2 separate regions of the Homo sapiens genome follow, and region 2 is linked to region 1. A link is an interaction called in ENCODE POLR2A ChIA-PET data of the cell type or tissue named here. Cell type or tissue: MCF 10A. All regions are shown on one strand. Links, peaks and the distances in the headings refer to the core of each region. The heading gives the core; the rest is flanking DNA. Region 1 has its middle 330 kb from the start of PRR16. Region 2 has its middle 380 kb from the start of PRR16.

The links. ChIA-PET counts read pairs that join two places held together with the same protein. Peaks named below come from ENCODE experiments on the same cell type or tissue, not always from the same donor. Only the 100,000 strongest peaks of a DNase experiment are listed, where the experiment ranks them.
Region 2: POLR2A ChIA-PET joins it to region 1 with 5 read pairs; 2 of 35 experiments call an interaction of 5 or more read pairs at or near these places.

Annotation. Positions count from the first base shown.
Region 1 is chr5:120,130,848-120,147,420 of GRCh38, forward strand. No RefSeq gene overlaps it. Among named protein-coding and RNA genes, the nearest start is that of PRR16, 330 kb to the right of the region's middle. In MCF 10A, for the core only: no CTCF peak of the experiment used is centred there; a DNase peak (open chromatin) is centred at 8,414.
Region 2 is chr5:120,081,011-120,097,583 of GRCh38, forward strand. No RefSeq gene overlaps it. Among named protein-coding and RNA genes, the nearest start is that of PRR16, 380 kb to the right of the region's middle. RefSeq lists a silencer at 7,471-7,671. In MCF 10A, for the core only: no CTCF peak of the experiment used is centred there; no DNase peak of the experiment used is centred there.

The DNA of each region.
Region 1 (16,573 bases), core at 5,961-10,960:
ATTGGAGCATTTAGTCCATTTACATTTAAAGTCAATATTGTTATGTGTGAATTTGATCCTGTCATTATGATGTTAGCTGGTTATTTTGCTCGTTAGTTGATGCAGTTTCTTCCTAGCCTTGATGGTCTTTACATTTTGGCATGTTTTTGGCGTGGCTGGTACCGGTTGTTCCTTTCCATGTTTAGTGCTTCCTTCAGGAGCTCTTTTAGGGTAGGCCTGGTGGTGACAAAATCTCTCAGCATTTGCTTGTCTGTAAAGTATTTTATTTCTCCTTCACTTATGAAGGTTAGTTTGGCTGGATATGAAATTCTGGGTTGAAAATTCTTTAAGAATGTTGAATGTTGGCCCCCACTCTCTTCTGGCTTGTAGAGTTTCTGCTGAGAGATCCACTGTTAGTGTGATGGGCTTCCCTTTGTGGGTAACTCGACTTTTCTCTCTGGCTGCCCTTAACATTTTTTCCTTCATTTCAACTTTGGTGAATCTGACAATTATGTTTCTTGGAGTTGCTTTTCTCGAGGAGTATCTTTGTGGCGTTCTCTGTATTTCCTGAATCTGAATGTTGGCCTGCCTTGCTAGATTGGGGAAGTTCTCCTGGATAATATCCTGCAGAGTGTTTTCCAACTTGGTTCCATTCTCCCCGTCACTTTCAGGTACACCAATCAGACGTAGATTTGGTCTTTTCACATAGTCCCATATTTCTTAGAGGCTTTGTTCATTTCTTTTTATTGTTTTTTCTCTAAGCTTCCCTTCTCACTTCATTTCATTCATTTCATCTTCCATCACTGATACCCTTTCTTCCCTTTGATCTCATCTGCTCCTGAGGCTTCTGCATTCTTCACGTAGTTCTCAGGCCTTGGCTGTCAGCTCCATCAGCTCCTTTAAGGCCTTCTCTGCATTGGTTATTCTAGTTATCCATTCATCTAATTTTTTTTCAAGTTTTCTAACTTCTTTGCCATTGGTATGAATTTCCTCCTGTAGCTCAGAGTAGTTTGATTGTCTGAAGCCTTCTTCTCTCAACTCGTCAAAGTCATTCTCCATGCAGCTTTGTTCCATTGCTGGTGAGGAGCTGCGTTCCTTTGGAGGAGGAGAGGCTCTCTGCTTTTTAGAGTTTCCAGTTTTTCTGCTCTGTTTTTTCCCCATCTTTGTGGTTTTATCTACTTTTGGTCTTTGATGATGGTGACGTACAGATGGGTTTTGTTGTGGATGTCCTTTATGTTTGTTAGTTTTCCTTCTAACAGACAGGACCCTCAGCTGCAGGTCTGTTGGAGTTTGCTAGAGGTCCACTCCAGACCCTTTTTGCCTGGGTGTCAGCAGCAGTGGCTGCAGAACAGCGGTGGCTGTAGAGCAGCGGATTTTGGTGACCTGCAAATGCTACTGCCTGATCGTTCCTCTGGAAGTTTTGTCTCAGAGGAGTACCCGGCCTTGAGAGGTGTCAGTCTGCCCCTACTGGGGGGTGCCTCCCAGTTAGGCTGCTGGGGAGTCAGGGACCCACTTGAGGCAGTCTTCCTGTTCTCATATCTCCAGCTGCGTGCTGGATAAACCACTACTCTCTTCAAAGCTGTCAGACAGGGACATTTAAGTCTGCAGAGGTTACTGCTGTCTTTTTATTTGTCTGTGCCCTGCCCCCAGATGTGGAGCCTACAGAGGCAGGCAGGCCTCCTTGAGCTGTGGTGAGCTCCACCCAGTTTGAGCTTCCTGGCTGCTTTGTTTACCTAATCAAGCCTGCGCAATGGCAGGCACCCCTCCCCCAGCCTCACTGCTGCCTTGCAATTTGATTTCAGACTGCTGTGCTAGCAATCAGTGAGACTCTGTGGGCGTAGGACCCTCCAAGCCATGTGTGGGATATAATCTCCTGGAGCGCCATTTTTTAAGCCCGTCGGAAAAGCGCAGTATTAGGCTGGGAGTGTCTGGATTTTCTAGGTGCCATCTGTCATCCCTTTCTTTGACTAGGAAAGGGAACTCCCTGACCCCTTGAGCTTCCCAAGTGAGGCAGTTCTTCACCCTGCTTCTTCTTGCGCACAGTGCGCTGCACCCACTGTCCTGCACCCACTGTCTGGCACTCCCTAGTGAGATGAACCCGGTACCTCACATGGAAATGCAGAAATCACCCGTCTTCTGCGTTGCTCATGCTGGGAGTTGTAGACTGGAGCTCTTCCTATTCAGCCATCGTGGCTCCACCCCTCAATGATCTAAGTTACTTTCTTAAAGTGACACAAACACAAATATTGAAGGTGTTTCAACTCTAAATTTTTGTTTTAGCATCATGCCATTTTAATACGAGACATTATATAACTATTTTGTAAAAATGGAATGAGATATAGAGGATTAATTTAGGGTAGCATTAATAAGGTATTTTATACCATCAGGTCACATTATTTTTCAGTTATTGGACTGATATAATTAGCCATCTATTTGAATAAAGAGAAACTTTGTCCGTATTTTATATTCTCAAAAATATTAAATAAATTTTTTAAAGTTGAAACAAAACAGAATCTATAAATATTATTGTATGGAAAGCCTTTCTACCTGTAACATAAACCTCAGAAACCATAAAGAATAAGATTGACAGAGTTGATCTTATAAATATTTTTAAATTTATATGGTTAAAGACACCATTAACAAAGTTAGAAGGGAAAATTAAAAATATTTAAAACCTAACTGAAAAGAAAAAGGCTTAATACTCTCACTATATAAAAAAGATACAGTAAAACAAAATATGCAAGAAAACCAGCAGCCTAGAAAATAAAATAGGCAAAATGTAATGAACCAACAATTTAGAGAAGAAATGTAATGACTAATAACCATGATAAAAATAAACATTTAAAATGCAAATTTAAACAATAGTTTTTTTTTTATATTTGTCAAATGTGCAAAAAATATTTATTCATTATTAGCATCAGCTTTTGGGAGTAGTTGATTTATAAAATTGAATGCTTTACACATGTGAAATATAGTGATATATATGAGTATGTGCTTACTTGTAAAGATAGTTTGTGATATATGCTTTATTTGTAACAAAGCAATATGTACAATTTCATTGTTTTGATAGAAAACTAACCAGAAATAAATGTGTACATATGTTTATCTTTATGATTAAATACAAAATATACTTATATGGAAATAAGCATATATAAATATGTACAAAAATATATAAGCATATGTATTTTAAGCTTGTAAATAAGATTTTTATACACATATGTATTTTGTGTGTGTGTGTGTGTGTGTGTATATATATATATATAAAATAAGCATATTGGTGCCTTTAAGTGTTATGTTGGAGAAAGAAGGAGGAAACACATTTTTCTTATTGTTATATACATTTAAAACTTTACCACAAAGTGATTTTTCAGTAACTTTTTTGTTGCCCTTTTTAGTGTAGTAAGCATCTCTTTTATAATCACAAATAATAGTAGGTTGGTGCAAAAGTAATTGTACCAACTTAAATATAGTGGTTTCAAATGTTTTGTAAATTGTGAAATTATATTCCTATTATTAATTTCAGTAATTATATCCCTATTCCATATTGTATATTACTCAGAGTTTATTAAAAATCCCCTTACAAGGTTATTATAATAATGAATGCTCATGATAATGGAAAAAATAAAAAGAAATAACCACACTAGAACATCAATACAATTCCTCAATCATAGTATATATATTTTAAAAGATAAAAATAGAGATGTCACATAAAATAATGTGTCCAAAATAATGTTAAAACATATAAACATAATCTTTAACATAGCAAGTATCCACAGCTTCAGTGTTAATCTCTTTATGTATATATAAATTTATATTAGTCACTGATAGGAACTAGAATAATTGCACACATGCAGAAAAAGCTCATGAAGGTAATATCCCAAACAGAATAGTGATTCTTTGTGGAGAGGAAGAGGGACTGGAATAAGTGGTCAAGGGCTTACTTGTCTTAACTATGATTGTGTTTAATAATAAAAGTGATTGCGAAAATTTTAACAGTTTAAAGAGGGAGATAGAAATATTTTATATTTGATTCTGGTAGTGTTCATATGACTGTTTTTGTCAGAGCTCATAGCACTATACACTAAAAAGGGTGAATTTTACTGTGCTTAAATTATAAAACAACTTTAAATAGAAACTGGAAGAATATACAGAATATTGTAAATATATGGTATTTTAAATCATAGGGCTTTAACTGTAAAATTGTTATAAAAACCCTTAAAATCTATTTTCCAAAACATATCCTTTTATCTCATTAAAATAGACCAGATGGCACAAAAACTTAGGGATGTTTATTTATTGAAGGTTCTTTGCCTCAGCATGAGGTAATCTCACATTCAGTCCTATGTGCAATTTATGAGAACTGAATTTCATGAGAATAAAAACATGTTGAGTAATTAACAGATTATAATATTTCAGTTATTGGCTTCTATTTCTATGTAGTCCAACCTACTGTATAAAATAGGGTGCTCATTTTCTTCTACTTTTTTCCCTGGATAGCATAGGCATGGACCTTTAAATTCCCAATCAAGTTTACTTAATATTTTCCCTATACAATAGCTGTAGATGTTGCAGACAAAGACAGGGTGAGCTTCTCAGTTGCTTTGCGAAGAGAAATAAATTGTGATTAGTAAGGTACATAATAAATACATCTTAAAATTTAATATTAGAAGTAATATATTCTTAGCAGATACTCTCATTTTTTTCTTTTTAAATTATACTTTAAGTTCTGGGGTACGTGTGCAGAACGCGCAGGTTTCTTCCATAGGTATACACATGCCGTGATGGTTTGTTGCACCCATCAACCCGTCATCTACCTTAGGTATTTCTCCTAATGCTATCCCTTCCCTAGCCCCCCCACACCCCGACAGACCCTGTTGTGTGATGTTCCCCTCCCTGTCTCCATGTGTTCTCATTGTTCAACTCCCACTTATGAGTGAGAACATGCGGTGTTTGGTTTTCCATTCTGGTGTTAGTTTGCTGAGAATGATGCTTAGTCAAGTATCCTTTGTCCATACGAGAGATCACCAATGGCTCTAGTGGACTGTTGCCCTATAAACTAACTGCATGTGCTTCCTATCTCAAGAAACTGAGTCTGTCAGCCTGGGTTCTTTGGCCAGATTGTTTTTCCAGCACAGGAAGGTGGCCAGAAATGCTGATGAATTAACTTACAAAGTGACCTTCAAAAAATGAAGGACAGGAGTTTGTAGATGAATACTGTAGGTATCTAACCTCTTAAGAGGCAATTCTGAGCTTTGTTTAAGTACATAGTCACTTGAATGATTCCCAAAAGGATTGGCCACAGTTGTCCATCAACTAACTGCTCACTAATGTTTTATATATCCTGTATTATATGTTCTTCCTTTTCTGTTTCATTATCCTCCCTCACCATGCTTCCTGGGATCACTCACCACCCAAACAAAAACAAAAACAAAATTCATTCAGATCCTGTCTCAGGATTTGGTTTTGGGTGAATGTAAACCAAGACAGTGTACATAGAGATTTCCCAGATGCCCTTTATACATAAGAAAGACTTAGATCATAGCAGGGTGATGTTGGATAAAGAGATGCAGAAGCTGGTATTTAGAAGTCAGACCAGCTTGAGTTGAAATGGTACAGTCAAAGGGATGTGGGTGGGAGACCAACTGTGTCTGCAACCAGGAGTGAGAGAAATTATAGCTGAATGATAATAATGAGTGCAAGGCCATGTAGCAATATTGCAATTAAATTGTAGCTGGATCATAGTAACCATTTCTGCTTTAAATAAATTAGAGGTTAAAGCATCTCTCATTGTCAGTCATGTAGCTACACATTTACAACTGACTACTTTATAATTTTCTTCTATTTTTATCACCTGCATTAATGTATTTCTTAGACACTGGTTTCTTTTCCTTGAAATAGATTCCAAACTAGATGAATTGTTTTTCTACTCAGTTTCTGGACCCAAAATAAAAAAGGAATCATAGACTCTTAGAATGGTCAAGGACTTTAGAGGTCAACTATTTCAATACCTATGCATAAATATTCATACAATATGTATAGAAATTTCATTATACCATAACCTGAGATTTGAGACTAGAATATTTGAATCTCCTTTAAAAAAACTATGTTATCAATTTCCTCTGTACTTTTTGTTTCTGTTCCTGATTTTTAAAGCATGTCTAGTATATTCTGGGATATTAATCAAGAGACATAAAAAATGTGCATTAATATATTATGCATGTCTGCCAAGAACATTCAAAGAACTATACATGTACATATAAGTGATATTACTGTCAATTCATAATGAGAATTATTAATTAGACTGTAATTGTAGCTTGCCATTTCTAATCCCTTTATCTGATTGGTTGAGAATGAAGCAGGTTAGTAGAAATGTCATATTTCTTTTAAATCAAATTCAGTATGCTTTGGACATCCATCCCACCTGTCTGCTAGAAAATTCAATTTTAGTCATTGTTACGGCCTCCTTACATAGCTTTAACGCACCAAGCAGGCCCTTTATTCTGTTCTCTCTTATTTATGCTAGTAACTAACAGGACACTCAAAGACCAAGCTTAAAGAAGCCTTGATTTCATACACTTATTTTTTTCTTTCATATACTTGGTGCCTTAGAATATGTGGTGACCAAGAATTCAGATGCTTAGCATACAACTCTCTGTTTTCCTAAAACATCGTGCTAGAAGTCAGAGACATCACATCTGATCACTTCAAATCTGTGCATCACAGATCTCCTGCCTTCTGTCTCCCTAGGTGCTACATGGGAGTGGACTCAGGGTCTTTGCTGCTTCAGTCTCTCCCAGGCTCAGTCTTAGAGTATGCTTGTTTTCACTCATTGTTCTTCTGCCTATCCTTTCTCCAATTGGTAAAATCCCCTCCTGGGTTTCTAAAGAGAAAACGTGGCAGTTACCAGCTTTACCATATACTCAGAGTTGTGTGGTGGTCACACTATGACTATGGTCACACTATGACCACCATTGTCATAGTGTGCCTCCTGATGCAATGCCAAGAATGCGTGGGCTGAGTCTGGTCATGTGGAAACATCAGACAGACATATGTTGAGGGTCATATGTATGAGGGTCTATGAGAGCATGCAGGGCCTATACTCTTTAAGACTGTCCAAGGACAGGAGAAGTAGGAGAGGGCTAACAAGCTTGAAGGAGTCTGATGAGACATGACAGCTATATGCAGTGTATATTCTTGGATGGTTTACTGGACCAAAAAGGTCAAAATGATATTGTTAGGGAACTTGGCAAAGTTTGAGTGGATAGTAGTGAGCTGGATAGTAGTGTTATGCTAATTTACTAAAGGGGAAGGATATATGTTGATATAGTATAGGGGTGTCCTTGCTTTTAGACTACACACTGGAGTATTTAGAGGTGATAGGGCATTCTGTTAGAAAAAGGACTATGTATATAGAAAGAAAGAATGAGAGGGTAATGAAACAAATGTGGTAAAACATTAATAATTGGGCACTCTGTGTAAAGAGAATATGGAAGTCACTTGAACTATACTTGTAATTTTTTTGTAGGTTTGCTGTTATTTCAAAATTAAAAACATAAAATTTCAAAATAATATTTTTTGCCTAAAATTTATCATTGTGTCAGGAAAATATCTTTGAACCACTCAGTTCAAATATAGTACATTGTACTAGAAGACTACAGTAAGTGTATAATTTCATTTTTTTAATGGCAGTGTCTCTCTCTGTGTCACCCAGGCTGGAGTGCAGTGGCATGATCATGGCTTCCTGCAACCTCGACCTCCTGGGCTCAAGGAATCCTCCCACCTCAGCCTCCTACACAGCTGGGATTACAGGTGTGTGCCACCACCAGAAGCTATATATTTTTTTTTTTTTTTGGAAAGTTGGAGTCTCACTGTATTGCCAGGGCTGATCTGTATCTCTTGCCCTCAAGTGATCCTCCTGCCTTGGCCTTCCAAAGTGCTGGGATTATATGTGTTAACCACTGCACCTGGAATAATTTTTGATGCAGATGCAAACCTAATGAAATATAAAAAGATCATTCTGTTACTGCTAAGAATTGAGTGTTTCAAGTAATAGTACTTAGGCTAAATCAGTGTGGTAAGTGATACTACTGGCCATTTTTTGACACTCGGAAAAAAGGCCAGGTGGTTAAAAGGAAAAGCACAAAGCAACAACAAAGCAATAATTCTTATATACTCTTTACTTTCTTTGAAAGCAAAGTGTTTTTAATTTTAAAATTACTTGACTCTCTTTTACTGCTTTCCTCTATGTTTATTTTCTGCACAACCATTTTCTTTTTTTTTTTACAATTTTCTGTATAGGCTTCTATGGGAAAAAGCTCTGTAACTGTAGTGTGTATTTATAGTTGTGAAATAGCTTTTCTTTTTCTTAGTCTTTTTGTTTATTCCCCAAAATGAGTCACTGATATTGCTCAACAGTTCTTGGGAAACAGAGGCCTGTCCCTTGTTAATGTCGTAAGTTGTCTTTTCCTGGAAATCACCAAGTGAGTAAACCAGAAGTCCAACTGGAATTAAATAAACATATCTTTCAAACCGACAGTAATTAGCTAAGATTTTATAAGAATATCATGTATTTTTGGTTCTTTTATAGGAGTTTGTATATATCCTACTGAAGAAAAAACTTCAAACCTTTTTGTCATCTTTGTTAATATACTATTTTAAAAATACAGATTAAATCAAAATGAAAACAGTTTTTCATTTAGTACTTCCAAAACCCATATTTTGTTCAGTGTTATTTTAATGTACTTAGTTCCAGCTGTTCTTTCAAGGTCTACATAATCATGCTTGCAGCACACTTACTTTTTCTAGGGGAAGATGTATCTTTTGGCAATTTACTTAATAGTTAGTCTACAGTTTTTATTGGATCCTACTAGATTGTTCAGGTTCTTTATTAAAGGCATTCTAAATGCTAATACCTGGCATCCTTACCTGTTCCTTTTCCCCATTTTTATATTTTATCTTGCTTACCTGCCGGGTCAGAACCCAGCATTGTGTTGGTTATGAAGTTGCCTATTTAGATCTCAACAGTTTCAGTGTAGTCCAGACTGTCTGTGGCAGCCTAAGAGGAGAACTAGGAAGGAAGAAAGCTTGGAAGGAAATGGCCCTTCACTTTCTCTAGAAGGATCCTGTGGATTGGCCTTCTTCCTTGATTCTTCTCGATCTTGTCACTTTGTAGCATGTCACTTAAAAAGGTATGGGGAGCTCCCACATAGAAAAAAAAGATGCAGTTTTATTGGGAAGGAAACACATATGAGAGGTGGTCTTTTTTACCTAATAAGGTTGTGTGGTGATCATTTGGGGAGGAACTGAGCTGGAAACAAATTGGGATTTGTCTTGAGGCAGATGACATTCTGGAGGCAAGGCCTGTCCTTTCTATCTGAGGCTGTTCATATGCTCCTTTAGAGGACTCCTGCTCAGGGTAGTTACCTCAAATTTGTAGGCTCAGTTACCCTCTTTTCTTTTATTTAAAAATATGAAACACCTCCTTTATAACATATGTGGAATGCATACCTTATTTCTGTAATAGTTTTTCTCTGAAAATTTTGCTTGTCTTTAAAAAGTATCCATATCATCCCCCACCCCCAACTGTTAGTAAGATATGCAACACTGACTCTTGGAGTGAGTGTTAGGGAGGGAGGGGTTTCTCATCAGAGGGAAGGAGATGGCAACTCAGATAATGGTCATGACAAGGGGGTGTGGAGCCCTCATTATGGTGTGTGCTAGGCTGATTTTCTGTAAGTCTTTATGATAACCCACAAGACAAGCATTGTCATCTTTCCTCATAGACTAAGAAATGCGGTCCTGAGAGGTAAAGTCACATGGCAATGATGCACTTGCTCTTTCCTCTACTTGAAATGTCCTTTGGGTTCTCATGGCTGACACTTTTTCATTCATTGTTCAGGTTGCAGTTCAAATGTCACACCTTCTTTGGCTAAACAATTCAACTTCCTCTTCAAACATACAACACTCATTATGACATTATTTCATTTCCTTTATAGGATTTTTCATGTCTTACATTTTTTGTGAGTTCCAGTAGAGAATGAAATTTGTCTGTTCCCTTTACTGTTGTATTCCCAACTTCTAGCGCCATGTATCATATAAATATAATTGGGCAAGTGAATATACCCAGGCTATTCTCGTGTAGAAAGCAGCAGAAGCCCTCTGGGAAGTGTCACAAAACTATTTCAACAGACTTACACTAGTTGCTCTGAAAATTTTTTACTGCATATACATGGGACTCAGATTCTGAGACCACCTTGAACATTTTTTTGGACAATGTTTCCTACCCATAGATAAATCTGAGATGTGTCTGCTTTGCTCTGCAAATGAATTCTTAGCAAAATCCTGTCTGTCTGTTTGAGTTGTTCTTAAGGAACAATGTTTAATCTATTGTGACCTTGTGTAATCTATTAGTACTCTTGCCGATTAGGACATGCACAACATCAAAGGATATTTTTATGGAAGATTATGACCAAAACAAACTGTCTGTGGCCACAAAAGGGGAATTTCTCTTAGAAACATAAACTGATTCAATAAGGGAGGAGCTGACATTTTGATTTCATTACCGTTACACTGAAAATTAATGAATTAATCAAGCACAATACCCTCCACTCTTTTCTATCACTTGTCACATTTTCCCCTGAATGAAGATGGCTGGAACAGAAATGAAGTGTCCCTGTAGATTTTCCCTTATACCCTTTTTTACTATACTTTATAAATACCCAGGATCCCTTTTTTTAACTAACAGGACTTCGAATGAACTCCTGACAGTATCTTGATATGTCCATGTGTTTGGAAAGCTGTTTTTTTCCCCCCTTAGTTTTGGGTATAGCAATGAGTAAAGAGAATAAAACTTGTTCTCTAATATTTCTGACTTTATACCAGCAAACTTTCATATTTCTCTCTCTCTCTCATCGTAAGTTTCCTTGGCATTATTGGTTCACATGTGGCTTTGCTTTAGTGTGAAGTCTGTAAATATATAAACCTCTTTTATTCTGGGGAAACCATCTTTTTATTATGTCTGGATCAACTTTCCAAACACTGTTTTATTAGCCAAGTTACTTCACTGAAATAAAAGTAAAGCTTTGGAGATATGAAAAAGATACCATGTACATTGAGTTGAATGGCACCTGAAAACTGGCTGGGAGAATTTCCTGGTGAATTGGAATATGCACTTGTTAGGTAATAGGACAATACACCATAAGAAATAGAGTGACCTCTGCACAAAATTTGAAACAAAAAAGAATGCAGAAGAATTGTTAAAATGATTCCTTTTTTATTAAAAAATCCTTTGCAATTTTCTTTCCCATAGATATGCTCTGACTTTATAATTAATTAACAAGTTGTTTACTTCATTTTTATATTGGATAAAATTATTTTTCATCTATCAGAAAGTTCTTTCCATAATTTCAAGAGTTCTGGGTGAAGTATTGCTAGTGTGACATACACTCCTGCTTGATTTATTACTGTTTATCATTTTCTTTGATTTTGATATTCAAATAAAAAAAATATTTCAAGTGAAATTTTATATAAAAATGCATGAAGAGCTTTTATAGAATCTAAGTAAAAGCTACTTTCTTCTCATATATTTTGGTAATATTGGATAAAACGACACTATTTCTCCTATTTATAAGTTTTTTAAAAAATTCATCCTGTGTCATTTTCATTAGATTGCTTTCAGATGTCATACTTTTCTCTTTGCCACAGAAGGTTAAAGTTAACTTTCCAGACAGCAGTGGTGAAAATTAAAACTCTGTTTTTACTATCATTATGACTAATAAATTAAAAGATAAAAATGGCATAATTTTTGATTGCCAAAACACTGTATTGACATCTGTCATTCTGGTTACCTGAAATAATTTATGAAAACTACTCTTTGTATATTATAAAGCACTACATATAAAATTAGCCCTTAATTCTTTTTTAAAAATAATTTTAATTAAATTATTATTTGATATACTTTCTTCAAATGAGTTATGTAGAATCTTATAAAATTTTCTTTATTACAGTTTTTAAATTGTGGTCTCTGCTTTTAACACTTTTAGAATTAACATTTTTATTCCATGGATTTTGTTAAGGTTTTGTAAAATTTATTCTTTTAATGAAATTTAAAAATATAGCCTCCTTTCTTTAAGAAATTATAAACAATGATCTGATTTTAAAAAATATATTAATAAAGATAATTTGAAAGGCAGAAAATGTAATCAGGAAGAGAAAAAAATACTGCTAATCAGAGTGACATAATACACATTTATATTAAGAGCATCTTTTTTTTCTCTTAAAAAGTCTTAGCATGCTCAAATGAATAAACAAATAAATTGTGGTGTATTCATACTAGGCTAATAAGAAAATGCTATATTCAACAGCGTGAAGACTCTGAAATGCATTATGCAAATAATGAATCATATAATCATATTATGTGATTTTATTTATATTCCATTCTAAAAAAGGCAGGGAAATAAATAAGATTAGTGGGTGCCAAGGGCTAGCATTATGGGAGGAGATTTGACTATAATGTGGCACAAGAAAACTTTTTAGAGTGATGAAAATACACTATTTTTTTATTTGTATGTGTTTGTCAAAATTCATAGAATTATATACTAAAAAAGTGTTAAATTTATTGTTTGTAAATTATCTTAATGAACCTGACAGTGGTAAAACAAAGTTTGCTTACTTTCATGAAAGTTTCCAGAAGATAAATTTTCTTAATCAACATCCAGTAAAATAAGCTTTCTTTATAATTAAAAAACAGCATATTGAGGAAAATCAGTGTTCTGTTAAATATACAATGTTAACTTTTAAAGTTAAAAATAACAACAGTTGGGAGGGGTGAAGGAATGAGTATTGACTTATGTGAGGACATATTCATCATTTTAATTTTAAAAAATTATAGCATTTCATTGGCTGAGTTTAATTAGCTAGGCTGGAAATCTGTTTGCCCCTTCATGCCTATTTTCCACTATTTTTCTTGTGGCTTTCTGCTAAAGAAGCTGATCTGCATGGCCTGTATTAAGAGGCTCCTTTGCCCTCCAGACAGTGATAATATTGAAGAGAGGGAAGAGAGTGAGGTAAGCGAGCTTCCCCCAGTGAGGTGCATCAGAACAGCTATGTTCCTCAACTAAATGGCACTGCTCCACCAAGCTGCCTTGGTCTATTCAACACTTTCTTTCCAAGTTCTGGTAACTTCTTCCCTTTCCAAAGTTTTTAGGTCTATTGATTTTAGCAGTTGCCTATCTTTTTTCCAGGGTTCAACACTCCCTTTTGTAGTTTCTATAGCTTTGTAGTTAGTCACTTTATTAAATCTTTCTTAAGTTATACTAACTGTGTCATTATTTCCAGCTAAGGTCCTGACTAGTATGCCAGCCCAATTAGCATTATTAGAATGTGAGAAATAAAGAGGATAAAATAAAAGGTGTAAAAAAGAGCATAACAAGTAAAATAGAACTAGACTCTTGAATTAACAAGTGTAACTGATGCTTGTGACATTGGTTTCATAATCAAGGTAGACAACAATTCATTTAGTTATGTGGTGTGCATTTCTCTTTGTCCATGCTTTTTGAAGTAACTACAGGGGAGCAGAGTCCATTTTTTTTTGAGATAAACCAGGAGGCATGCATTGCCATAATCTCAGACTCACAAAACATGAACCCTAAGATATCCTCCTTCTCTTAAACCATGAGGACCTGCCCTGATGACTCAGTCACCTCACACTAGGCCCCTCCTCCAACACTGGGGATCAAAATTCAGCAGGATATTTGGGTAGGGACACAGAGCCAAACCATATCATTCCACCCCTGGTTTCTCTCAAATCTCATGTCCTTCTCACATTGCAAAACACAATCATGCCTTGTGGCACAATCATGTCAACAGTTCCTTAAAGTCTTAAGTCATTCCAGCATTAACTCAAAAGTCCAAGTCCAAAGTCTCATCTGAGACTAGGTAACTCTCTTCCACCTATGAGCCTGTAAAATAAAAAATTAGAGATTTCCAAGATACCATGGGTTACAGGCATTGGGTAAATGCTGTCATTTCAAATGAGAGAAACTGGCCAAAACAAAGGTGCTACAGGCCCCATGCAAGTCTGAAACCCAGCAGGGCAATCATTATACCTTAAGGCTCCACAATAATTTCTTTTGACTCCATGTCTCACATCCAGGTGACACTGATGCAAGGAGTAGGCTCCCATGGCTTTGAGCAGCTCTGGCCCTATGGATCTGCAGGGTACAGCCCCCACAGCAGCTTTCACAGACTGGTGCTTACTGCCTGTAGCTTTTCCAGGTGCATGGTGCAAGCTATTGGTGGATCCATCATTCTGGGGTCTGGAGGATGGTGGCCCTCTTCTCACAGCTCAACTAGGCAGTGCCCCAAAGGGGACTCAGTGTGGGGGCTCCGACCCCACCTTTCCCCTCCCTACTGCCCTGGTAGATGTTTTCCATGAGGGCTCTGCTCCTACAGCAGACTTCTGCCTGGACATCCAGGCATTTCCATATATCTTCTAAAATCTGAGCAGAGGCTCCCAAGCCTCAACTCTTGCCCTTTGTGCACCTGTGAAAGCCTTACACGCTTGGTGGCTGGCAGAGGGTGCAAGCTTTCACCACATGAAAGCCTTGGTGGCTTCTGGCTTGCAGCCTCTGGAGCAGCTGACTGAGACATATCTGGGGCCCTTTTAGCCATGGATGCAGCTGTAGTGGCTGGGACACAGGGAGCAGTGTCCCAAGCCTGCAAAGAGGAGCAGGGTCCTGAGCCTAGCCCCTGAAGCCATTTTTTTCCTCTTAGGCCTACAGCCTGTGATGGGAGGAGCTGCTGTGAAGTTCTCTGAAATGCCTTGGAAGCATTCTCCCCATTTTCTTGGCTATTAACATTTGGCTCTTTGTTACTCACGCAAATTTCTGCAGCAGGCTTGAATTCCTCCCCAGAAAATGACTTTTTGTTTTCTACCACATGGTCAGGCTAAAAATTTTTCAAACTTTTATGCTCTGCTTCCTTTTTAAATCTAAGTCCAATTTCAGACCATCTCTTTGTGAACGCATATGAGTATATGCTGTTTGAAGCAGCTGGCTCTATCTTTAATGCTTTGTTGCTTAGAAATTTCTTCCACCAGATACCGTAAATTATCTCTCTCAAGTTAGAAGTTCCACAGATTTCTAGAGCAGGGGCACAATGCCACCAGCCTCTTCGTAGTAAGAGTGACCTTTACTCCAGTTCCCAATACATTCGTCATCTTCATCTGAGACCTTCTCAGCCTGGACTTCACTGTCCATATCATTATCAGCATTTTGGTCACAACCATTCAACAAGTCTCTAGGAAGTTTCAAACTTCCCCTCATTTTCCTGTCTTCTGAGACCTCCAAACTTCCAACCTCTGCCCATTACCCAGTTCCAAAGTCACATCCACATTTTCAGGTATCTTTACAGCAATGCGCTACTTCTCTGTGACCAATTTTCTGGATTAGCCAGTTCTCACACTGCTAGAAAGACATTCCTGAGACTGTGTAATTTATAAAGAAAATAAGCTTAATCAGCTCATAGTTCTATGGGCTGTACAGGCTTCTGCTTCTAGAAGCTTACATCATGGCAGAAGGCAAAGGGGAAGTAGGCACATGTTCACATAGCCAGCAGGAAGGGTAGGGGACAGGTGCTATGCACTTTTAAACAACCAGACTTTGTGAGCTCTATCTTGAGAACAGCAAGAGGGATGGTACTAAACCATTAAGAACTACCCCATGATTCAGTCATCTTCCACCGGGCCCCTCCTTCAATACTGGGGATCACAACTTGGCAGGAGATTTGGATGGAGACACAGAACCACACCATATCATCCCGTCTCATTTCTCTCTGTAGGTAATCATTATAATGTAGTTAATTCATCTTCATTTTACAGATGTAGAAAAGGAGGCTCAGATCACACAGCAAATTATTGGCAGAAATTAATTCAGACTCAATTTTCTTGTACTCCAAAAACCATATGGTATAGCCTCCTGTAGCTGCTTTAATTTTACCATCAGAAAGAGGGAATCAAATTTATATACATTTTTCCATAGCACTTCTAAACATTTGATATTAATGCAAACCCAAAAATGCAAGTCTTAATATGTCATGTTATCCTCTGAATTGAAAAAGATATACAACAGAAGTTACTAAAGGCTGAGTCATGTTAGGATAGTTTAACTTTATTTGGAAGTAAAATGAACTCTAGAGTTCCTTCTAGAACTTCCATTCTGAACTTGCAGACTATGATTAAGAACATTTCTGTTGTGAGAAAATCAAATACTACATGTTCTCACTTATAAGTGTGAGCTAAATGAAGAGAACACATGGACATATAGACAGGAACAACACACACCAGGGCCGTTTGGAGGGTGGAGTGTGGGAGGAGGGAGAGAATCAGGAAAAATAACTAATGGTTACTAGGCTTAATACCTGGGTGATAAAATAATCTGTACAACAAATCCCCATGACACAGGTTTACCTATATAACAAACCTGTATGTGTAACCCTGAGCTTAAAATGAAAGTAAAAAAAAAAAGGTAACCCTCACCCTCACCCTCACCCTCTCCCTCACCCTCTCCCTCTCCCTCTCCCGTCTCCCGTCTCCGTC
Region 2 (16,573 bases), core at 5,222-10,221, 51 kb before region 1:
CTTTGTTTTTAAAATGTCTTAAGACACTAGTGTCTGGCTGTAAAGTTGTCATATTCACTCTGGACTTCTGATCAGTTTTGGGAAAATACTAGGTTTTATTTCATAGTGGGTTCTCCACTGCTCAGATCTCTTAATAATCAAATTGCCAGTTGAAACCTTCATCAGCAATATTATGCCTACATCATCTTCTTTGCTGTATGACTGTTTACTTCACTCCAAAGTTTATATCATTGTTCTTTAATGAGGTAAAAAAATTCTTGTAGAGTTTGCACTATGTGAGAATAGAATCATAAAATATTTAAGCTAGAAGAAATTTTAGTGATAATGCCAAGTTTTCATTTCAAAGCTTATTAGGAACTAAGGAATCAAATGATGGTCAAAAATCACAGCTGTGATTTGAACATGAGACTGTTGAGTTCTAGTCTATTTACTTTGCCATGTTGCCACAAAAGTCACGTTTCTCAGTATCAGTTTCCATTTTTTAACTACAAAGTAAATTTTAAAAGATTAATGAGTAAGCAGACTGTGAATATCACTGGGATATAATCTGAAAAGTATTTGTGAATCAGTCTATGGATTCACCTTACTTGGATTGTTTTCCATTTTTATAAACTGAGTACTTCAACAATATGGTTAATTGAGGCCTACATGAATAATGTAAGGCACAACTTTAACCTCATCTTGAAAAGTGCCAGAATCACAAATGATATTGATTTTTATTGCCTAATTTGTGCCACTTACAAAATGAGTATTTTGGTTTTAGAGATTTATTCTTAATCACATGAGTTGCCATATATTTGCTACATTCATATCATTTAAACATCAAAAAAATAAAAGTAAGTGGTCTATGTCCCACCATATACATCCTAAATGATGTATCTTGGGATGTTATTATATTTAATATCAATATGAAATGACCTTTCTTATTTTTTTTACATACTTTCTGTTGTACAGATGTAACATTATATATTTAACCAGTGCCTTTTTGATGAACATTTAGATTATAGTCTGTTGCTATAAAAAAGTACTACTATAAATACTTTGTGTCAACATCATTTGCATATATTTGCAAATAAATATATCTATAAGGTAAATGTCTGGAAGTTGAAATTCTAGGTCAAAACATGTATTACAGCTTTGATAGACAATGCCAAATAATCTTACATAAAATTGTTTTATTTCTGCTAATTTATACTTCCATCAACAATAAACAAAATATGTCTGTTGAACACAAAATGAAAATGGCAAGACCATGTCTCTTCGAACAATATTTATTGCGGCTGCAGGTACCCAGTTGCTCATGAAAATCTGGGACAGGGATTGAGCAAGGCTGACCATCGGATTCTGATACCAGAATCCCCACCTTTTGAGCTTGGGGTTTTTAAGCAATATAACTGAAAAAGTGTCAGCTCTTCTCCAGCCACATTCAAGACCTTGCATCCAAGCCTCGTGTCATAACAACAGTATGATGTGCCAGAGCTTGGTCTCCATCTCTTTTTTGCAACCTCAGCATTTATTGATTGGGGCCTTTCCACTTGTACAATTAGGGGAATAGGGTTTGAGACTTGTGGTCACAGCTCAAAAGAACTTGTGGTCTGCGCTGCCACCTCAGCATTTACTAGGATTGATTGTCTCAAACAATGACTGGTTTCCACAGAATTTTGCAGAAGGCCAGCCTGCAGGAAATTGACTGGGACCTGTTAATCCTTACCTCTTGGTCTCTCTCCCCATAGCCTCATCAGTACTGATGGTTGACCTGACTCACTAACACTGAAGCTTTTGCCCATCCATTTACACTTCATCTTTTGATAGCCTATAGTGGAACATCAGTGTTCTAGCTCTGGCCCAAATACAGGCCATCTGACTGCATCCATGTGAGCCCTCTACAGTAGGTAATTTGAATAGCAGTTGAATTATTCAATAACAAAATTAATATTGGAATGGTGGAAACATGCTTTATTAAGAGCAGATTTTCCACAATACTTAGATTCCCAGGATACTTTTTTATCTTAACTTCACTTTTTCCTTAGTAGGCTAATAGATGGATTACCACTTATCATCAATTATTCACTAGTTTTGTGAATAAGTATATAGAATCAACAGAATTGGCCTCTTGTCTTCATTTGATGGAGAATAGTATGGAGACAGCTCATGCATGAAAAGAAGGCAAAATCTAAATAAGTCTCATTCACAGTTCCAGACCCTCCAAATTTTATCAAGGTTAAAAGGAGGCCTATATGAGTTGGTAATTTAATCCAGAGGGATAAAAATGAGAAATGAGAATAGCAATAGTGGATTTTTTTTTTTTTTTGGATAAAAGGTTAAAAAAAGAGGACTTGTGGAAAGACTGTTGTTGTTTTCACCTTTCCCATTTTATGTTTGGAGATCTCTATAAGATGCAGATACTGGATTCTCATTTCCTCATATCACCATAGGTTATTCTGAGGCCCAAAGTTTCTGATCCATCCTTGTGCCACTGGAGAAAGAATGGCAGAATGGCATAGCAACATCTTCCCTCTCTCCACTGCTTTCCTATGGAGCCAAGGCTGGGAAGGCAGGATATCCTGGTGTCCCATGACTATCGACTAGACAAAAAGAAGGACAAACATTAGCCATATAACCTCCTGAGTAGCTGAGACCATGGGCGTATACCACCATGCCTTGCTAATTTTCATATCCTTTCTTAAAGAATGGGGTCTTGCTATGTTGCCCGTAATTCCTAACCTTAACTGATCCTCCTGCCTTGGCCTCCCAAAAGTCCTATAGGCCATTATAGATAAAGGACAAGCATTAGCAGATTTAACATGCTGTATGAAGAACCTGCCTTAGTGATACTCCAAGAGAACATCTGCAGGTACAGGGAAGGAATCAGCTCTGTCCTGGAATAATCCTGCAATTAGGAAGTTGAGAAGAAAATGCCAAATGGGCCCTTGAAGACCATCTGCTGTACACTGTGAAAGGGCTGCAGCAGATGCTGTCTAGGTCAGGAGATAATGCAAGACTGATGTTTGCACATAGCTGAGTAGTGATATTGATAATACATTCTGTATACAACTCTCAGAGCTTTGACCACATAATGCTTACCAAAGAAAACAGAAAAGTGTAATCCAATACATTTTTCAACCAGTCAAGTAGACTTACATAAACATTGTAACTTAAAAAAAAGTTATTCTAAGTAGATGATATTTCAATATTAAATATTTTTTAAGTTTAATATTGGAATATGAACTCTGATGAATGAAAGCTATTCATTAAAATTCAGTTGACTATTTCTATTCAGTTGAGGAGTGTGATGGTTAATTTTGTATGTCAACTTGAGTAGACCATGGAGTACCTAGATGTTTGGTTAAGCATTGTTTCTCAGTGTGACTCTCAGGGTGTTTCTGGATGCACTTAACATTTGAATTGGTAGACTAAGTAAAACAGATCCCTCCCCAGTGTGGGTGAGACTCATCTAATCCCCAGAAGGCCTTAATAGGATAAAGGGCTGAATAAGAATTCTCTCTCTCTGCCAGATATTCTTCAAGTTTAAATACTGATCTTCTCCTGCTTTTTCACTCAGAGTTGGGCAGGAACTTAAAACATCAGCTCTCCCAGTTTTCGGGCATTTGGACTAGAACTGGAAATATACTATTGGCTCTCTTGGCTCCCCAGCTTGCCAACTTCAAATCTTGGACTTGGCTTCCATAATTATGTGAGCCAATTACTTACAGTAAATCTGTATCTTTTTTTTTTCTGTCTCTCTTCACACACACGTGTGTGTGTATATACATATTTATGCCATAAACTATATCCATATCATATTGGTTCTGTTTCTGTGGAGAACCCAGACTAAAATAAAGAGTGATATTATACTGCTTTCATTTTCTAGCAGTTATTTTATTTTAGAAAGCCAGAAACATATGAGGTAAATGACTTGTTTTCTGTTCACACCGTATATTGGCTTCTGGTTTACATGGTTTTTTAAAAAATTTAAGTTATAGAAGGCCAAATATCTATTTCAACATAGAAATAACAATGTACTGAGTTCTATGAATGCAAGATCTTTATATTTGCAAATAAGTGTTTTGACTGTCAGCAGTTATGAGGGCTTAAGGCAAGAAATAAATCTAGAAAGAGCCATATTTCTCTGCTGAATTCTTATAAATATTATTTTAACTTTGAATGCCATGAGTAATGCATAATTCTATGTACATGAAATTGTATTTTTTTATTTATAAGAGAGCTTAAATATCTCCACATCATAAACCATTAATTTTTTCTCTTTGATATAGCATATTCTAGAAATTCTCTGCTATATTGATATAGAGGTTGGATTTATGCATTCCATGGAAGTATTTCTGGCTTCTTTATGATAAGTTATAGGGCCTTTCATGATCATTTAATTATTGCTCTTTTCCTTAAACCAATTTACAATTCCATGGGGATTTACAGTTTATAAAAACTTTTAAAATGTGTAATTTGTTTTAATTATTATAACTTTGTGAGTTAGGTCTTATTATTATCACTTTTCAGCTGAGGAAATTGAATCTGAGAGAGATTAAGAAAGACTTGCCTAAAGCCATAAGGTGAATAAGTGGCAAGAGCTGAGCTAGAATTCCCAGATAAATGTATCTGTAAAGGTTCTTGCTACTGGCATTTAGTCCCAATTGTATCCTGTAAACTAAGATATTTTTACAGTTTTCTGTACTCACACTGTTTCTTTAGTTCGCAACCTTTGGACGACATTGACTTCCAATTCTGGGTGCATGTCGTTGGATTATACTAGAAAATCCTTTGTGAAGTGTCTAGTTTTCTAGAGATTTTAGTGTCTGAGAGTTATTATCAGCTATAATTAACCCATATATCTTTTTTTTTTTTTTGAGATGGAGTCTTGCTCTGTTGTCCAGGCTGGAGTGCAGTGGCACGATCTTGGCTCACTGCAAGCGCTGCCTCCTGGAATTAACCCAAATATCTTTTGAATAGGTGGTGAAAATGAAAACTCTGTTTGGAGGAACTGATTCTAATTGATTACTTTAAGAAGTTTTTTTCTTTTTTTTTAAATTTAAGATAAGGCAACAACCACCAATGTTTACATTTTGTTTTAAAGTATGCATCCAGAGGGAATGATGATTTAAATGTTTCTTTGAACTATATTTTTCTTAGATAGCATATTTAAAACATGCAAAAGCAATTGTCACCCTCTGTGGCCTGAAGTAGAGTATCTGTCCTTAAGTAATTAAACTTGTGTCACAAAAGCCTCTTGAAAAAGATAACATTGCTTAGGCAAGCTGAGAGTATAGCCTCAAAAGTGCTAGGTTCAAACCACTGTCTGAAGAATTGTTACTCACGAAGCCCTCCTCCTGAGCTGCAAGTAGGAGACCAGCATCTTAAAATCACTCCTAAGTCCAAACCACTGTCTGAAGAATTGTTGCTCACGAAGCCCTCCTCCTGAGCTGCAAGTAGGAGACCAGCATCTTAAAATTACCCAATTGTTTGGACTTTATTCCTCGTTCTCTACCTGCTCGGCTGATTCCTGGAAGCTGAAAGTGATATGTGTTCTGTGTGTGTAGATGCATGAATGTGTGTTTTTGGGGCAGAGGTCCTTATGTGTGTTGTACTCATCCCACATCCCTTTAAGGATGTGGAACAATAAGATATACATATGTTAAAATATTTGTTTTGGGTAAGTGAATCATTTCTTGAAGGAGCACAACCTCCAGTATAATAAAAAGGTTCATGTCTTTGTCTTTTCAGAAGCAAACCTAATTTGGCCCAAAGTCAGGTTTATAACTGACTAGGGAGCCTGGCACCAATGAGAGCTCTTCCATCCTGGCCCCAGAAAGCTGAGCAGATCCCATGGCCACCTCATGCTCACTGGTACAAGGAGTACTGGGCATGGGCTTCAGCCATGGGACATAGAACAGTAACCTTCTCTATCACTTTTTAGAAAAGAATACCATGGACCCAGTTTTCCCACGTTAGAATTAGAATTAAATAATTTCTTTTTATTCGATAACCTATAGAAGGACATGAAGAAAAACGTGAAAGATGAGTTAGAACTATTAATCTACAAAGATTATTAGAATATTGTAAATAATATTATATTTAAAATATAAGTTTAAAATATGATTTTTATTCTGATGTCTTCTATGAGATACAAGCAAACTAAATTTAACTAAGCTAAAAATGTGATTCAGAAATGAACTCACATTTTTTTCGGCCTTGCTTGGGAAGGTCCTATTCACAACAAAGCTAACTTTTTCTAAAAAGGTTCATAACTAAAGCAACAATGATTAAACCTTCAGAATACATTGAAGTTCTAATTGTAGTAGTGAAATTCGGTGGGACCAATATAGAAGGGAAGGGTGAGTTTATCAACAGTAATTGTATATATATATATCAAAGAGAAATACAAAAATATTTTAGAATCTACTGTGTCTATCACTTATTTGGTAAATAACTTAAACTGCATCTACAGTCAATTGCATGAAAACATTTTTTATTTTTCTGTTGTCTTTGAATACTCTGTCTGGTTTTGGGATAAGAGGAATCATCACCTACAGGTCATCACCTACAGGTCACTGAAAAAGCCTGCTTATATGAGACAAAAAAAGGAAGGAGGTGGCTGAGGGTAGTGACTCACACCTGTAATCCCAGCACTTTGAGAGGTTGAGGCAGATGGATCACCTGAGGTCAGGAGTTTAAGACCAGCCTGGCCAACATGGTGAAACCCCATCTCTATTAAAAATACAAAAATTAGCAGAACGTGGGGATGCACGTCTGTAATCCCAGCTACTCGGGAGGCTAAGGCAGGAGAATCACTTGAACCCAGGAGGCAGAGGTTGCAGTGCGCTGAGATCACGCCATTGCACTCCAGCCTGGGCAACAGAGTGATACTCTGTCTCAAAAGAAAAAAAAAAAAAAAAAAGGAAGTGGTGAAGTGGAATCTTGACATGGTGAAAAACCATCTTGCCATACTTAGCTTTTGATTTTTCCCAGGATGAAAATCAGCATATACAAATAAATAGTAAAGTACTAGAGAGAGAAGAGCTCTTTCAAACATTTTAACTACACAAAGCTTGTGTTTGATTTGACTGATTGTCAAAAGTTTGTTTCAATTCAAATAAGCCTGTAAATCTGCTTCAAATGGACAATGTTATTTTCTGTCAAGTAGCAGGACCCACAGTGTTTCTGCCTCTGTCCAAGGAAACAATTTAACTCCAGTAACTTAAAACACAAGATCGTTTTAGCACAACTAAAATAAGTATTTCAAGTATCACAATTCAAACTGGGCCATCTTAGAAGTGAACTTGATAACATTTATTTGATTCAAATTATGAAACTAAAGTGATCTACAAAAAGAACAAAACATTTGTTTCATGGCCAAAATGCTAATTGTTGATGAAAAACACATTTTTTGACTTTAATAATGCACATTAATGTTATCCGCATGTTGGTTTTTTGCATTATTTCCAGACTGGGGGAAGTGAAAATATGATCATTCTTATCCAAGACTAGTGACTACTGAAAGACAACGAAGAGTCTGTAACCTGCAGAAACTTGACTAAGTTAACAACTACTTCCTGTGTGACTGTGTGATTGTGTGGGATATGTGTGTAAGTATGCATGTATGTGATAACAGGGATTTGGCTGTGCCAGTTTATTGTTTAGTATTCTAGAGACAAGATCCTTCTGGCTGCTGCTTCATTTGAAGAACTTTAGAAAGAGAATACTACCAAATGCCAATTGCCATTTCCCTTCTTTAAGCTGGCTGAAGTCAAAAGTGCAGTTGTAAAATATCAAGATGCAGAGATATCAATACTTAGAAATCAACAGTGACTACATTTGAGATCTTCAAACAAATTAAAAGCCAAACTGAATTTACAAAATATAAAACTAAAAAGGTATGTTAATAATGCCCCTATGAGTTATGAAGTTATTTCTTCTTCTATTTCCAAAGATAAGAAATGTTTGAAATGATAGCTAGCTCCCTTTGTGCAATGTGTCATACAACACAGTAATGAAATGAAAATGGGATGTTATCTGTGGAAATCACCCACAAATTTCCGTTGTGTTATCTTTTGAAAAATTCAAAGGCAAGCAGGAAGTTCTAGTGTGAAATAAAGATTTGGTCTTTTTGCAAGCTAAGTGTCCAGGAGAAAGTGTATGCTTATTTCCATACACACAGAAATATTTAAGGAACCCATTAACTATTATTGCTGTTCAAGGAGGGGTAAACCAGAATCTAATTTGTAGTATCAAACAAAACATATGGTAGATTGGAGAAGATATCTATACATCTAAATCACTTGTGTGGTCATAAATATACAGCCTGAGCTAGTTTAATATTTAATCAAAGGACATAATAATTTAATTTCTGAGACCATTCTTTACATACATACCAAGGGAATAGGATTAAGTTACCTCTATAGCACCTTTGCAATAACGTTAGTCTCTAAATGTTAAATTCCTTCTTTCCAAAAATGCTTCATTAAAGTCTTAAATGATAAACAGTTAAATGATAAACAGTTTAGTATTACATTATTATTTTGAGAGAAATAAATTTGAGTTGCCTAAATACAACATCCACATTATAGAATGTTAAGTTTTATTATATCTATAGATATTTATGGCAGAATATTTTTATCTTCTATATTAGGAACTCATTTTTGAAATGACTACACTGATGCCAAATTCTGCTTCCTGAAATAGAAACAGTATCAAAAGCCCCAAATGGCTTGGGCATAATTAATCTGAATCATATACTGAATAAGTGTAGTTAATTTGAATTCTCTGTAAAAACACATTTAAATTAGGTATTTAATAGGGCATTTGTATAGACATTTCTCAAGAGAAGTCAATGCACATAGAGTGATGTGTCTGCATCTGTGTTTTGAGACTTCAAAATGATGTTGTTGATGAAAGTACACATAGCACCCGTCATAACACATATGATTGTGTGTTATTTCCATTGTTTAGTTTATAATAAGTAATTTGTTGGATTGGTTCTGACAGAACCTACAGAAAGCTAAAAAACAAAATAGTTTGTAACCTCCTAGCTTAACTTTACAGTGCAAAGTATGAAAGAGCAGGTTTGGAAAAAGAGACAATAGGTTCAAAGAAAAACAGATCTTCCTATAGGGCAAGTTATTTAGCCTCTGGGAGTCTAATTTTCTCACCTGTAAAATGTGGTAGGGGCCAGGCGTGGTGGCCCACACCTGTAATCCCAGCATTTTGGGAGGCCGAGGCAGGCAGACCACGAAGTCAAAAGATCAAGACCATCCTGGCCAACATAGTGAAACCCCATCTCTACTAAAAATACAAAAATTAGTTGGGCATGGTGGCTTGCGCCTATAGTACCATCTACTTGGGAGGCTGAGGCAGGAGAATCGCTTGAACCTGGTAGCGCCATTGCACTCCAGCCTGGCGACAAAGAGAGACTCCATCTCAAAAAAAAAAAAAAAAAATGAAATAAAATTGTGACAGGACTGTACCTGGAGGGCTGTAGTCAGGATTAAATAGTGAATCTAAAACATTTGCCTAAGACCTGAAACATAGAATATACTCACATGAATGTTATGATAAAAATGATGAAGAGGGTAAATAGGAAAGGAGAGAAAAGAGGCGGGTGGTATGGAGTGGCTTTAAGTGGTTAGGGTTCCAGTTGCTAAGGCTGTTAAAACAATTAACCTGATATTTGACTTCAGGGCTCTTCTTTCCATTTAGTATCTCACTGCAAAAAGGTTTGGGAATTGTTATTTTTAAAAAGTGTATTATTCATTCAACAGTATTTTAGCGTCTCATATGTCATAATCACTGACCCTGGCACTGATAATTCCAGTTTCTACCTTCATGGAGCCAGGAGGACACTCTCTCTCTCTCCCCTCCCCCTCTTTCTCTCTCTTTTTCATTTACTCTCTCTCTCTCTTTTTCATTTTCTCTCTCTCTGTCTCTGTCTTTCTCTCTCTCTCTCTCACACACACAGAGTACAATTACAAGTGTGACAAATGCCAGGAAGGAGAAGCACTTTATGTGAGGAAGGCATAGGACTGAAGATTTTACCTAGTTCTGGAGGTCAGAAAAGGTTCACCTGAGGCTGAAAGATAGTGTGGGGCTGCTTTGCGAAGAGAGGGGAGAGCAGAGTAACAGCATATGGAAGGCCATATGGAGGGAGAGAGAAGGGAACATGGGAATACTGCAGAACAGAATAGGTCATGACTATTAAATACATTCCGTTACTGTTTTAAAACTCTATAGTTTAAAAGGAATATAGAAAAACTTCCATGTATATTATCTACATTGAATAAAATTTTAAAACCATTGAATATTCAACCAGAGTAGGTAGCCACAAAACATTGTTTTATATTCTCTACGTTTCTAGTTACTGGAATGTCAGCTATACAAGATATAAATGCACACAGCTTTTTCTCAAACTTCAGAATACGTAGTAAATCCAAGATGAATTATGTCCTTGAAACGGCTTGAGTTAAATCAATAAAGATAAGCTTCAATTTATATGTTTATATTTTCACAGTTATAGATGTTCATTTCTTGTTATGTACTTGATCCAGATGAAGAGATATCAAAAGAAAACTATAGCAATCTATTAATGTCTTACTTTGAGATATGTAATCACTGGAAAATACTTTTAATATATTTTTGATAATATGCCAGTCAATAATGGTCAAGATGATTCATAGTGCTGCTAACTAAAGAATAGGCATGCCCATTACTGAGGCATTTAAAACCTATCAAGACTCAATGTGTCTCAACAGTATTGTGTTAAGCACAGGATGATGAAAAAAAATGAATCTACCACCAGATTGTGAATTCCTGGATTACGCATCTGTTGTTATAATGAGCCAGGGCTTGTCTAACCTATTCTGCTTTTGGATTATTTATAAAGGAGAGGGATTAAATTATGTGTGCTGTGGTAATTCTACTGAAGTCTTTCAAACGTTTCTCTGCTTATCTCTTTGTCTAAGTCAGGAGTCTATGCACAGTTTTGATGATTTAGGTTTGAGTAAGGATATGTCTGCCCCCAAGAGATTTTTCAAGTATTGCTGCTTTAAAGTAGCCAAACATTTATCTTTCTTATTAGATGGCACATTATTAAATGATTATACCATTATATGTCTCACAGTGCAAAGGAAGACCTGTACAAGTAAATATTTCTACTTTCTTAAAAGGTACTGAGATATTTTGAGTGGGCATGAGGTACAGATTATTAACACACTTTAAAATATACCTGTTCTTACACCTCCTGAAATAGGTTCTCGGGATCAATTATTTCTGGAGCCCTGCTATGTGAAGTCTGATGTAGCAAAATAACAATAATGGTGATGATGATAAATGTTCGTTGTTATTACATGCAGACTACATGTTAAGCAATGTTCTAAGTGCTTTACGGTCCTTACAACTGTCTCATTATCTGTCCCTTTCCAGAGATGAGGACACTGAGGGACAAAGTCCCTTAATAATTAAATTCATAATATTCATTCACCCCATTTTGTCCAGAGTTAACTTCTTAAACTACAGTGTTGATTACTTCCCTCCACTAGTTAAAACTCCTGAGCATCAGCTCATTCACTCCAGGACACAATTCATGATTTGCAGAAAGGAATATAATACATTCCATAATTCAGTCACCCACCAGTATCATGTCTTGTCACATATATCAGAGTTGTGGAGGGCTAGATAAATGCAGATACTTGGGCTCACCCCAAACAACAAAATCTAGGTCTCAGAGAGATGGACCCAGAGACTAGCAGCATTTTCACAGTCTCTTCTGGTTTTGTCTTCTACAGACAGAGCACCACAGTCCTCTATACACACAGTGCAGGGACCTGTGAAATTCAGTGATCATGAATTACTTGTACTTCCCCCAAGGCTTCACACCTTTGCACCCATGATTCTTGAAGTTTAGAATGCTTTCTGTCTTGCCTCCTGGCTTTTTCAGTACCCACGTCAGATGTGAACTCTTTGGAGAAGTATTTTCTGACTTTAGCAGAGTTCACCACTCATCTCCTGCCTTACCTCTGTTTTGTGTGCATTCGTTATTAAATCTTTACCACAGTGAGTTATAAATGGGAGAGTAAGTCTCCCTTGTGGGATCTTTAAGGATTACTCCATTCTGGCTGTGGAAATTACACTTGGAGGGCATATGAAATCAAAGGATTTATTATCCTCAGAGCTCCTACAGAGGTAGGGCCACCAGGGGAGCATGCCAACCCAAGCAGGTGGGGAGCTGAGAAAAACAGCGAGGACCTATGTGGAAGTGCCTGTGTTGGGCATCAGGGTAGACTACACAAGCAGAATATATGAGGGGATTTCAGTGGTGCATTTGGTTGCCACTAGGGCCGTAGTCAGGGGAAGGCAAAAAGGGAACTTGCAACAGAGACCAGCCTTATCGCGCTGATACACTAGGTCGCCTGGGTGGGGTGCTCAATCCCTGTTTGTGGGGATGTTGAGGAATCAGGAAACATGAAATTTTGAAAATTCATAATATATAGAGTGTCATTATTTATTGACTTTTCTTTCTTTTCTTTTTTTTTTTTTTTGAGATGGAGTCTCGTGCCCAACGCACAGGGTGGAGTGCAGTGGCGTGATCTCGGCTCATCACAACCTCCGCCTCCCGGGTTCAAGTGATTCTCCTACCTCAGCCTCCCGAGGAGCTGGGATTATAGGCGCCCGCCACCACATGCAGCTAATTTTTGTATTTTTAGTAGAGACGGGGTGTCTCCATGTTGGCCAGGTTGGTCTCGAACTCTTGACCTCAGGTGATCCACCCGCCTCAGCCTCCCAAAGTGCTGGGATTACAGGCGGGAGCCGCTGTGCCCGGCCTATTTACTGGCTTTCTATCTCTCTCACCAGAAAGACAACTGAACATAAACTTGCCAGACACATTCCTGTGGTGGTTCTTCTCACATTTTCTTCTTCAGGTCCTAGTTTTTTGTATAATTCAAACATATCCTTTTTTGGTTTAAGCTGGTCTCCAACTCATCTCATTTGTTTCCTACAGATTCAGCTAGACACTGCTTCTGTCATCTACATATCTATTTGCAGAGCTTTTAGACTTTGTGATTGTTTGATGTTTAGGTTTAAACTAAGTAATAGCAACAAATGTATAAAGTATTGACCAGTCTGCACCCTTCACATGTCTTAAATTACTGCTTCTCAAATTGTCACATACATACAAGTCGTGAAAATTTTGTTAAAAATTCACATCCTGGGGCAGGGTCTGGGAGTACACATTTCTAGCATATTCTTTGAGTGCTAAGGTAGACATCACTAAATACTCACAATAACCTAATGAAGTATGTAATAAAATTAACCCACATCTTCCAGATGAGGAAACTGAAGCAAAGAGAGATTAAATAAATAGCCCAAAGTCACAAGTTAATATGTGGCACTGCCAGAACTGAACCTGCATTCTTAGGCTCCAGAGCATGGGCTTTTGACTGCCACTCTACACAGCCTCTAAGATCAGCAGTCTTGCCTCCCACATGTATATAACTTTGGCTCTTCATGTTCCTAGATTCTGTGGCACTTATCCATATGATTTTGGAAGGTAAGGAAGTGCTGGCTCTTTTCTCACTGCAAAATAGATTTTTTGAGTTGCCTGGGAATGCAGTTCCTTTTTTCCGAAGGAGTGGTGAGGGGTAGAGGCAAAGACAAATGGTTTAGATCAGTGGTTTCAATATTGTCACAACTTAGATTCTTGTTTCATCACATTTTAAATAAAAATATAAAAATACAAATAGGCCTTGTTTCCACCCTCTTCTGGAAGGGCTACTGATTGCATGATCCACTAACTCTTGGGCCAGACAAAATATTGATTGGTTGAGTCCTCTGAGTTCACATATATCTGTATAAGAATAGCTGAATTGTTTCCTTAGATGGATATTATAAATATAAGCAAAAGGGTTAGTTAAAAAGTTACTTGTAGACACATAAACTATATTCAGGATCATTAAACAGTAATATATGAAAGTAAATATACATTATACAATTATATGGTTCTATCATCTATTCTAATCCTGCCTCAGTAGGGAATTGGAGAAACTTCCCTAACTGGGACACTTCATAAAAAATACAGATTTCTGGTCCTAAGGCTTTGAACCAAATTACTGGGCAGGGAGCCCAAGAATCTCTGTATTTAAAATGCTGCCCAGGTGATTCTGATGATCATCTAAGTTTGACCACCAGTATTAGACCACTTTGGCTTTTGGCAGAAAGATAACCACTTCAATATCTCTCAGCCCTTTAATCAAAGAAGTGTCTCTAAGGTTATTTCTTCTACCATATCATATATCACCTGTTGGCTGCAGCTGCTGAGGGCTTTGGTGTTTAACCATTTGATGTCCCTTGGGTTCAGGCACTTCTGTGTATAAGGATATGATTTAGACACTTGTGAAGTTTATTTGCAGAAGTGCTGTCTGCTCTAAATCAGTCACGGCTATAGTGGGAAGACAAATAACTAAAACACCTTTGATCAAATCTCTGAGACATTACTACAAGTGTTAAATACATTTTTGAAGATAGGCCAAGTAGCAAATTAGAAAACAGTTGTTGATTTCAGAAATATTTTGGAAGTGTCTGGTAACTCAAATTTAGCAGGGACGGTAATTTTACTTATTGAACAAAAGTGAGTCATAAATAATCCTAGGAAATTAAGCAGCTGGACTAGCATAGGACTTGCATATTTTATGATTTTAAATGATCCCAAAACCAACTCAAAATAAATCTTAACAATTAAAAAAATTTAACAGTGAAACCTCTCTGTTTCTCTAAGAACTTTGTGATTGCTTATTTTCTGTGATTATCACTTTAGTGAAATGTTTATTACTATGTGAAAAGTATCTCTCATCTGTTATTCATATATCTGAGGTCTCCCAATTTCTCATTCAAACTAATATGTTAACTTCTTTTAAACTGAGACCTGCAGGTCCTCCCATAAATATCAGACTATTTTGAAAGTAACAGAAACTAAGTTTCTAGAAAGCAATTGTCATGATTCCTGGCACAAGCCAGTGTTTGGAGAGTAATTTTGTTCAGGATCATTGACATTTTGATTTCTAAGAATTTGTTCAAAGAGAAAGTATAGAAAATTAATCTTGAGCCATTCAGACAGCATTAAAGAAGTGAATCTGGAGTAGAGGAGTTGAGGTAGATGTTTAAAAAGAACTATCACAAAAATACAATGGGAGCTGAGAGTATGATTCCAGGGGATTTAGGGAACTATAAAAGGAAAAAATAACTGATTCCTTTGTCTCTCATCGGGACGCAGATAATTTTTTTAAAATGTTATTTTTATAGCCAGAAAACTTCTGTTTTATTATAATGAAGTTTCTCAGATAGTGCTTCAAGGACTTCAAATTGTGCAAAACTTGAAAACTCGTGAAAGGGACCTGTATATAACTGAGGATAAGATTATAAATTCCTTGAGAACAGTTATCAGGGCTAATCATTAATATAGTTCCCTAAGCTTCTAGGATTTTATATGTTGCACTATAAATAGCTATTGAATGAGTAAACAATGTGAATAGACGTATGCTCCTTTGTGCATTTTCTGTGCTAAGCCTGAGTCATTTTGAAGTAATTTGACATATTTTATATTCCTCGCTTCAGTATTTTGACTGTAAATTTGAGATTGACACTTCTTTTCTTGAGTATAGGCATGACTTGTAGAGAGGGAAAGTGAAACCAGCCATCAGGGTACAAGTCACTTTATGATAAACAAAACGGGTACAGAAAAAAACCAACCTACCCACCCCTGCCTCCCAGATTTTTAACTAATGAACTGTGTCTAAGACACCAATAGTAAGTAACTTTTTGCCAACAGTATGTTGGTTTGATTAAGCTTGCCCTTCTATTTATTTTTTATTGTATTTACTTTTACAAAATAGAATTTGATTATTTTAAACTAAGAAAAACAGTGTTATATGTTAATACAATGCACTTTTTTTGTTCTTTTATTTCTTGTAGTAAAGACAAGAGGATTTGTCTTTTGACATTTAAGTCCAGTAGTAAGAGTTCTTTATCTTTTCCTGTGATCTTGGAAGATTACATGGCTGATGGCTTTAATTGTGCTTCTACCTTACTTTGTAGTTGGTGCAAAGAAATGGTTTGTGAATTCTGATGGGAAATGAGTTAGGCCAGTAAGTAACTTTGTTTGAAGATGCACAACATAAACAACTTCAGTAATGCTTAGTTGCTTAGATACAGTACGCCAGAAGAATCAATATATTTGTGTACATAATTAGTTTGGCTTGGTAAGTATTCAGTTTTTCTGATGAATTTTCGTTTGGCTGTTTTCATAATATGAGCTAGCAGATTGAGTATTTTGTCAACCTAGGAAAAAATAGACAAAAGATGTCTCTTTAACCTTCAGTAAATGTTTGATATTTAACCTCTGTGCTCTGTATTTAGTAATAGGTTATTACTTTGTGCCTCAAACAGTTTTAATTTGTATATTATGTACATGTTTGTATATTTTTTACTGGAGTTGGGAAACGCTAACTCGATTAAAGCTTTGGTTTCTCAATTTGTTGATAACAATGTATAAAACCCTCTATTGTGCATTCATACT